2 separate regions of the Homo sapiens genome follow, and region 1 is linked to region 2. Evidence: chromatin contacts called from ENCODE Hi-C or POLR2A ChIA-PET data. All regions are on one chromosome and are shown on one strand. The core of a region is the stretch at or near the end of the contact, and the rest is flanking DNA. Distances in the headings are between cores, read along the strand shown.

Region 1 (4,525 bases), core at 765-3,264, 40 kb before region 2:
TGGGCATCCTCGTGGTCTCAGCTGCAGTGCAGGAGCCGAGCGCAGGGCCTGGCTTGCAGTATTGCTCAGTACACGTACAGTCTGTGTCATTATCACCACTGAGAGGGCAGAAGACAGCCCCAGGGCCATCCCGTCCCAGCACAGAGCAATGGCGTGTGCCAGCCCTGGAGCCATCTAATAATGTGCAGGACAGAGGATGGCCAGCCTGTGTGATGAGCCTGGCCACCACCCACCCCGTCCTGGGCCCACAGGAGCCCCAGCTCTGTCCGTGCACTTGGGACACGAAGCCCCAGCTCTGACTGTGCACTCGGGACACGATGCGGCACCTGTTCTGGGGCCACTTCCCTGGCCACCGGCCCTGACCCAAGGCTCTCTACAGTCCCCAGAGTTTGGATGAGAACTTGAAGAGGACTTGCTGCTTCAGGGGCCTGCAGTAGGCATCTCCCCTTTTCCCAAAGCTCAGCTTCTGAGACTGGGGGATCCCAGGCCATGGGCTCCCAAGCCCCTGGAAAAGTGAGAGGGGTTGGAAATGGGGTGATTCTGGGAGTCAAAGTCCAGCAGATGAGGGTCCCCCAAAGTAAGTGCTGCACGGGGCACACCTCGCTGGGCGGGTCTCGGCCCTGGTGCAGGGCAACTTGCTAGCATTCCTGCCCATGCCAGTCCTGGGGAGACAGCGCCTGCCCCAACTCTCAGACAGCATTTAATTTCCTTCTCTGCTCAGCTGAGTTCATGTAAGAGGAGCAGTATTTGCTCAGCAAATACTGTCCGTCAGCCAGACAAGCAATATTTTTGGCCAATCTATTAACCATGCAGCAGGCAGCAGTCACCAAGAGGGGTCTTGAGATTAACCCTCCTTCTCCCCTTCTCAGCAGAGCCCTCGAAGGGAGGAGGGAACGGGATGGCCCGCGGAGTATCCATTTTATCACCACCTCCCTAAGATCCAGCACTGCTCCCTAGCACGTCCTGAACCAGGCAGAGCGATATGCTGGCCACAGAAACACAACTGATAAAAGGCCGACGGTGCTGTCAGACAGCCCCCAATTTCGAAGCGTAGATTTTTTTGCCTCTGCAACTTAAAACGTCCCCAAACCCACCCGACGCTGCTGGGTCTTCCAGATGCGACGGTCTGGGCGAGCGGTGGGCACCCAGGGTCCCTGGAACGGGTACCAAGTGGCCGGGGCTTCCCTCAGGGCTGCCCACGGCGCGGGCGGTCGCAAGCCCAGGGGTCCCGGGATCGCCCGACGCGTCAACTCCGGGCCCCGTTCTCGCCTCAACGCCTGCGAAGCCGCACCCGTCCACCTACCTCCAGGGCCTCCAGGGTGCTGAAGCTGGCGATGGCGAAGCCGTCGATGACCTCCTCCTCCTGCGAGCTGGACTCGCGGCGGCGGCGGCGCGGGGGACGCGCGGTGCGGGGCGCGGGGGCGGCGCCTCGGGGGGGCGCGCCGCGGAGGCCCGCGTTCTCCTTGCCGGGGCTGGGCTCGGGCTCGTCGCCCGACGACGGACTCTGGGCGCGGGCGTCGCGGGCGGCCTCCCGGCGCCGGCCACGGTCCCGCTGCGCGCGCGAGCGCCGGCTCGGGCGGACCTTGGCCTCCATGGCCGCGCGTGCGCCCCGTCGGGCCGGTGACCTTGACGCCCCGCGCCTGGCTCGCAGCAGGCGGGCTCCCTCGGCTACGCGGCGCCGCCGGGCTGAGTGTGCGCCGCGCGGGCTCGGGCCCTGGGCGGCGGCGGGCGGCGGGCCGGGCCGGGCATGCCGGGCGCGGGGGGCGGCTCAGCCCCGGGCCCGGCGCGGCCTGGGACCCCCGGCGCGGGCGGCTGGGCGCATCGGCGGGGGCGGGCCCGGCGCTCAGCGGCCCTCGGCCGCCCCCCCGGGGGCGCGCCCCATGCGCGCGGCGCGGCGATCGGGCCGAGCGGGCGGGGCCGGGCGGGCGCGGCAGGCGGCAGGCGGGAGGCGGCCGGGCTCCTGGGCACCGGGCTCGTGAGGCGGCGGCGGCGCCCCGAACAGATAACAACTGACGCACTTCCGCCCGGCTGCGCTCGCCAGAGGAAGTGAGGGCCGCCGCGGGCGCCCGCGCGCCCCGCCCCGACCACGCCCCTGCCCCGCCCCGCTCATAAGGCTCCGCCCCCACCCCGCACACGCGGCCCGCCCCGCTCACAAGGCTCCGGCCCCTCCCCGCCCCATTCACGCAGGCCCCGCCCCCCGCAGGCTCCGCCCCCTCCCCGACCCGCTCACGCAGGCCCCGGCCCCGCCCCTCCCGGGCGCTCCCGCTAATTCAGGCCCCGCCCCACCCGCAGGTGCCCGCCCTTCGACCTCGCCCCCTAGCCGCGCCCCTCCCCGGCGCCCCGACCTCCGCTGCAGCCGGCGGTGATCCGCTCGGCTCCTTCCTGGGAGGGCGCTGGGATGCCGCGGCCCCTCCGTGGGCACCTGCGGGCGGCGCTCTCCAAGCGGGAGGCGGGGGCAGCGCCGCCCTCCTCTGCGGGACTGGGGTCCCCGGCCGCGGGCGGCTTCCGAGGAGGACGAGGGGCCTCCGGTCTCGCGGAACCGAAGTCCTGCCCTCGGCGAGCGTGGAAGGGACGGGGAAGGGGCGGGGAGGACCGGGGGAGGGTCCTCGGCCAGGCGGTGCCCCCTCCCCGCGTCCCCGCGGACCCTCCCAGGCCTCCTAGGATGCGGGAGGGGTCTGTCCGCGTCCCCGCCCCGCGCCACGTGCCCCCAAGTCCCACAAGAAGGCGGCTCCCGCCACCGAGACCCCCGGGAACGCGCCCAGCGAGGCGGGGGCTGCTGCCAGACACGGAGCGCAGTGTGGAGGGCGGCGCGGGCAGGAAGCGCACGGAGGCGGCTGCGGTTGCGAGGCAGGCGCGGGGCGAACTTCCTCCTCCACCCCCAGGACAGGCCGAGCTCGGAGGGGCCCGCCTGGTGGGGTTTTCTGAGCCCAGGGGCCCCTTGCGCGTGGGCACTGGAGTCATTGATTCATGCAGCGCGTATTTGCCAGATGCCTCCTGTGTCCAGGCTCTGTTGGTGACCCCGCAGCGGCTGAGATAGACTACCCTCTTAGAAGTGGGAGAGAGACCCTGAACACAGGGCCAAATAGAATATCAGCCAAGGATAATCTGAAGAAAATCGAACGGGGAGGTGTCACAGAGAGTGGGCATTGGGTGGTCCAGAGGGCCTCCCCGAGGAGTGACGACTCCGAGCCCCAGCAGTCATGGGCACCCTGTTTCAGGTCGGGGCTACACCCCTGCACAGGCCCTCGGAGAAGAATGGTGGTTTGCTGGAGGGCGGAGGGGAGGGTGCCCAAGACAGTGGTGGGACCCTGCCCTCGGTTGCCCTTAGTGGGAACGGGTCCTCGCCCACTCTGCGGGGTCCACTTTACCCTGCCTCTGGGAGAGCCTACTGGCGGCCTCTTGTGCAGGGCAGGAAGGGTGTGGTCCAGGCACCACTGGCTGTTTGCTGGGCTGAGGCAGTTGGGAAAGTAGCTCACTGGGGTGGGGGGACTTCCTGTTCACCCAGCCTCCTCCAGTCCACCCAGCCCGCTCTCTGGTTCCCTGTCAAAGCCTCCCCAGGGTGGGGGCAGGGTCCCCCTCCCCCTCTTCCCATTCCGGGTTTTGTTAAACCGTGGTTTCACCCTCCAGCATCCTCCCTTTTGATTTTTAAAAGCCTCATTAGGAAGACAGAAACGGACCCCGAGTAGTTTCTCCATGCACGCCTGCTCCCGAATTCCCCTCCCTGGACAGAAGGCCAGGAAATGTGGGCGAGGGTCACCCAGGTGGCATTTGAGGCTCTTGTTTAAATACAGGCCTCTTCCCAAGTAGCCTGGGAGTCCTCACCTGTTCCCCGAGGCTCCCAGAGGCCATCCCACCCTAGGCTGGGCCCAGAGGTCAGTCAGACTGCAAGGGGCATCCTGTGGGCACCCCCTCCCCCCCAGAAGAATTGCTTGGGAAGGTCTGAGGTTTTGGATTTGAAGTTTCTTTCTCTTTTTCTTTTTCTTTTTTTTTTTTTGAGACAGATCTCACTTTGTCACCCAGACTGGAGTGCAGTGGCGTGATCTTGGCTCACTGCAGCCTCCGTCTCCCGGGTTCAAGCCATTCTCTTGTCTCAGCCTCCCGAGTACCCAGGACTACAGGCCTATGCCACCATGTCTGACTAATGTTTTGTATTTTTAGTAGAGATGGGGTTTCGCCATGTTGGCCAAGCTAGTCTCGAACTCCTGACCTCAGGTGATCTACCCGCCTCAGCTTTCCAAAGTGCTGGGATTACAGGCGTGAACCACTGTGCCCAGCCTGAAGTTTCTGATTATAGACATACACTGTTTGTTTATCTGATCTCCGAAGATGTTCAGATGTGTGACCCCAGTGAAGGGCAGGGGCTCTGTAGACCTCCTCAGGGGCTTCCTTTTTGGGCTCCCCCCCGGGTTTCCCTGGCTGTCCTGGGGAAGGCGTCCCCAGGTGCCTTCTCTCCTTTGATCCATTTCCAGGTGTCCAGATGGCCAACCAGGGACCAGCCGCCATCTCTGGAGTTCTGGGCTCAAGT
Region 2 (4,599 bases), core at 636-3,135:
CCTCACTGGCCCAGCCCAAGAGGACGTCAGAGGGTGAGGGGCCATCCCAGACCACCCTGCAGGACTCGCGTGGCCTGATGAGCTGTGGGGGGGACTCTAAGCTCCCGCCCCTGCTTGGCGTCCTCCCCTCCCTCCCCGAAGCCTCCAGGGTCAGGGAACACCCGGCGGCCCTGCCAGCCCCTGCCCCGCCCTGGAGAGTCGCCGTCTGTGTCACCCGCGCCACAGAAAGGAAGTCAGCGCAGCCTGGGACAACCCCCCAGAGGGGTCACTGGCAGGTGTGGGCCCTCCAGATGCCTCGCGGGCCAGTGACAGCAGGAGGGGAGACTGGGAGGACACCCCAGCCGCACAGAGGGTGCCCTGGCCCCTCCTGGATGCCCTGAGCTGGTCGGGGTCTCAGAACCTGCTCTTCCTCGGCCCCCCAGGGCTGGAGCAGGGGGCTCAGCTGGGCTCGATCATGGGAGTTTCCCCTCTGGCCTGCACTGGAAAACCCAGCACAGCCAGGAAGAGATGGGCCCCTCCCTGCAGAAGCCGGGCGGGCGTGCTGGGCTCCGCGTGGGCAGCTCCCCAAACGGGCCTTGGGGGCCTCCCTGAGGGGATTCAAGGCTGTGTAGCTCCTGGGGGGCTGCCATGGGGCCAGCAGAGGAGGAGGGGAGGGAGGGAGTGGCCACACCTGCGCTGATGCTGCCTGGCCCTCCCTGTCGGACCATGACCCTCATCAAGGAGGGGTCCAGCCTCAGGGACTGAGATGGCTGAGCCCCTACATCAGCCCAGGGACCCTGGGAGAAGCCTCCCCCATTCAGATGGCCCTGCTTGGAAAATCAGCAGCTGCAGGCTAAGGCCGAGGGCTCCAAGGCACTTCATTAACCTCCTCTGGGGCTTCTCATTGCCTTTCCAGGAGGAGCAAAAGCAGCTGTGTTTGATTTTGGAGGATTTTACTGTGTGTGCGACTCTCCTGGACCGGCAGGCACCAGACCACCAGATGATTACGAGGTGATGGAGCCTCCCGGCCTGGGGAGCTGGGCCCTGCCGGCTCAGCTCACCCCGCAAGCAGGTCTGTGTGCCCTTGGTCACTCCAGGCCCACCCGGGGCCCCAGGCAGCTTGGGACGAGGACTCTGAGACATGTCTGGGAAGACTGCCTGTGCAAACTGGGGCCTCCCGCCTGCCTGGCGCGGCTCCGAGCACCCCCAGCGGGTTAACACTTCATTACCAAGGAAATCAATTTTCCTCCGCAGAGCTGCTGGCAGAAAAGCGCTTCTCCCTGGCAGCTTAGGAGGGCTTAGCCTGCAACTCCACCCTGAGCGTTCACTGCCCCCACCTCGAGCTGGTTGTTTCTGGGACCAAGGCTGGGGGAAAGGGACTTCGGGAGAGGTCGGGAGGAGCCGGGCCTGGGCCTTCCTGGGCTGTAAAGCTGCGAGATGGACAGGCAGGGACTGTGTGATGCAGGCAGGTATCCGGGAACGCCAGGGGATGCATTTACATGGCATTAGGTATTACAAATCATCCAGAGATGACTGAAAGTATTGGGAGAAGGTGGGTAGGCTCTATGCAAATACCAGGCCACTTTATACCAGGGCCTTGGGAACCTGCTGATTTCAGGATCCAAGGGCGGTCCTGAAACCAATCCCGAGGATATCGAGGGATGACTATACTGCAAGTGGATTAAACGCTTAAGTGTGAAAAGTGAAACTGTAAAAAAAAAAATTTAATTGAACATTTACTATGTACCAGACACAGTTCTAAGCACTTTCAAAGCAACAGTGAACACAGCACATGCTCTCTGCCCTCCTGGGGCCCCCGGAGGTTGGTGGGGAGATATGAGCCGCGGTCATCACAGGTAAACACATCACTCAAATAAGTCAAGGGGAAGTGGGGTGCCGGGAGGGGCAGGCTGCATTTACGCCTTACCTAAAATATGCTTGCCGCAGGGAAGGTGACATTTCAGCAGACTTGAAGGAACTAGAGATATCGATGGAGGTTTCATCCTGAAACCCGAAACTAGAATGCAAGAAAATATGTTTTGTTTATTTATGAAACTGGGTAGTGTTAATTACAACACTTCATTTTTAGAAAGAAACACAATGAATCTACAGCTGATTTTTGGAAGTTGCTTTTCAGACAAAAATGGTTGAATGCCACGACATAACAGCCTTTATTTGTGACTTTCAAAGCATGCTCCAAGCGGGGCAATTTTTGAAAGAAAAAAAAAAGGTAAGTTTATTGAATTTCCTAAGCACTTCTCTCTTTTTAAAAAAATAAATTTTTCAGCCAGGTGCGGTGGCTCACGCCTGTAATCCCAGCACTTTGGGAGACCGAGGCAGGCGGATCACCTGAGGTCAGGAGTTCGAAACCAGCCTGGCCAACATGGTGAAACCCCATCTCTACTAAAAATACGAAAATTAGCTGGGTGTGGTGGCATGTGCCTGTAATTCAAGCTACTCAGGAGGCTGAGACAGGAGAATCGCTTGAGCCTGGGAGGCAGAGGTTGCAGTGAGCCGAGATTGTGCCACTGCACTCCAGCATGGGCAACAGAGCAAGACTCCGTCTCAAAAAAAAAAAAAAAAGGGCGGGTGCAGTGGCTCACACCTGTAATCCCAGCACTTTGGGAGGCCGAGGCGGGCATATCACAAGGTCAGGAGATCGAGACCATCCTGGCTAACACAGTGAAACCCCGTGTCTACTAAAAATTAGAAAAAATTAGCCGGGCGTGGTGGCACGCGCCTGTAGTCCCAGCTACTCAGGAGGCTGAGGCAGGAGAATGGCTTGAACCCGGGAAGCGGAGCCTGCAGTGAGCCGAGATCGCACCACTGCACTCCAGCCTGGGTGACAGAGCGGGACTCCGTCTCAAAAGAATGAAATAGGGTCATCAGAGGGTGAGCTTATTTAGAAATAGGGCCGTGTCGCAGATGTGATGAGCAAAGATGAGGCCATCCTGGACTGGGGTCCTTCCACAAGGGGAGATTGCCAAGTTATCCTCAAGCCAAGGAACTTTTGGAAGCCGGAGGGAGGCTTGTGTAAGTCTCCCAGTTTGGGATGATTCAGTCTGTAGCTCGGGGCCAGTCCAGATTCATCAAGGGAGAAGCCAGCACAAGGGGCGGCCACCCTCTCACTCAGTGACCCTTAGCTCCACGTGAAAACACACTCAATCTCCAGAGACCTCGGCCTCTCATTCCGCTGCATCCTCAGGCCCAGGCTTGGAGTCCTTGATCATATCAGAACGAGGGCTGGGGAGGAGGCCCTCAGCGTCTCTCACCCACATCTCCATCTGAGGAACTGAACTAAGAAGCCTGGGATCACAGGCGTGCACTTCTCTGGGGCCCTAGACCCAATATGCGATGACAAGGCAGGGGCGGGACGAACACGCCGACACCCCCGTTCAAACAGCAGGGACAGGAGGAGCAGACACGGTTGGCAGAAACCTGAGCTCCAGCCAGGTCCACACCAGCAGCTTCTAGGTGAGCACCGCCTGCTCCTAGGAGCTGACTCTTTGTGACCCCAGGCTGTGTCTCCTGGGCTCTTGGCTGAGGTCAGAGTTAAGGTCCCTCTTCTGCAAGAGGTGGCCTGTGCTTGTGGCCGGGCAGCTTCTCAGCCTGCCTCCTGAGCATAAAGAGGCCTGTTTCCACACCGAGCCGCCTCTCTCTGACGGCACTTCCACAACAGAGCTCTCTGCAGAAACCCTGTGTGTCTCCTGCGGGCGTGACTGAGTTAACCCACACCTGCTCGCTGGGGCAAGCTCTTGTCTCCTTGGGCTGAGACCCAGGAGGCTGCGGAAGGGCGCCCTCGAGGTTCCCAGAGGCCTGACTGTATCGAGTCTAAAAGATAGCTTGTGAATCTTGCAAATCTCAATAAAGCTGCTTCAGCCACGCCTTTGAGGTCTTCACCCTTAGGCCAGAGGCCATTTCTCACTTTGAGAACCTGGTACTGGCTTAAAAGACTGTCCTGGGCCCTCTTGATTCCTCCAGATTCTGCAAACTCAACGGCTCCTCACGTGCCTGCCCCCCACCTCCCCGCCCCCAACTTCAGCCTCTGTCTAGACAGGTCCTCGCAGGGCCACGACCTTCCCCGCAGCCAGAGGTGGTGCCACCCCAGCGCTCCGCCTGCCCTCAGCGGGGGTCTCCTTCCCATCCTCCTCCCCAGCCTTCCCACCATCCCCCGTAGACTCCTGGAGGCCCCCAGGTTCTGCGTGACTCCAAAGGTGACAGCACATATTTGGGGTGCTAATCATGGTGGCACCCCATTTCCTGGCACCCACTTCTCACTCGTAAGATGGCTTCTCAGGATGGTGCCTCCCCAGACGCACGGACTCTGGGCCTGTGTAGCCAGTGGCATGAGCTGGAGGTGGCAGACTGTGACTCTGAGACGGCGTCTTAGTAGCCCTGGAACTCCTGCCTCAGCTTTGTGGGATTTGTCCTAGGGGAGGCCAGCTGCCTGCCAAGAAGCTTGATGACCCTGGCAGCCATGCTGTGAGGGGGTCCAAGCTGAGCGTGGAGAGGCTACTCAGAAAGAGATGCTGGACAGCTCCAGCCTGCATTTGCTGCAACCACACTGGAGACCCTAGGCAGGAAGCACCCAGCGCAGCCCAGTCAACTCCAGAGCCCTGA

The links. A loop is a pair of places that touch in the nucleus more often than their neighbours do. ChIA-PET counts read pairs that join two places held with the same protein, here RNA polymerase II (POLR2A). Pooled maps may share reads with other maps.
Region 1: a loop to region 2 is called in a map of B cell, with 4 times the contacts of the local background. The contact joins the promoter of FBRSL1 here to the enhancer-like site in region 2. A Hi-C loop is called at or near these places in 12 of 168 maps with a recorded cell type or tissue (B cell, CD4-positive, alpha-beta T cell, CD4-positive, alpha-beta memory T cell and 6 more), 33 of 37 single-sample maps with no recorded cell type and 18 of 50 pooled maps. POLR2A ChIA-PET finds 5 or more read pairs at or near these places in 11 of 52 experiments (CD4-positive, alpha-beta T cell, CD4-positive, alpha-beta memory T cell, CD8-positive, alpha-beta memory T cell and 8 more).

What each region holds. Positions count from the first base shown.
Region 1 is chr12:132,487,640-132,492,164 of GRCh38, reverse strand. FBRSL1 (fibrosin like 1) reads right to left here and starts at 2,014. Exons shown (of 19, transcript NM_001367871.1): 1 at 1,304-2,014. The coding sequence starts at 1,594. RefSeq lists enhancers at 363-926, 2,924-3,053 and silencers at 2,084-2,533, 2,664-2,733.
Region 2 is chr12:132,447,042-132,451,640 of GRCh38, reverse strand. No RefSeq gene overlaps it. Among named protein-coding and RNA genes, the nearest start is that of MUC8, 25 kb to the left of the region's middle. RefSeq lists an enhancer at 237-546 and silencers at 1,781-1,850, 1,881-1,930. Within about 2 kb of position 1,885, at least 3 of the 41 ENCODE cell types and tissues checked have a DNase peak (open chromatin) inside an H3K27ac peak, as active enhancers do; they include B cell, where a contact is called at or near this core.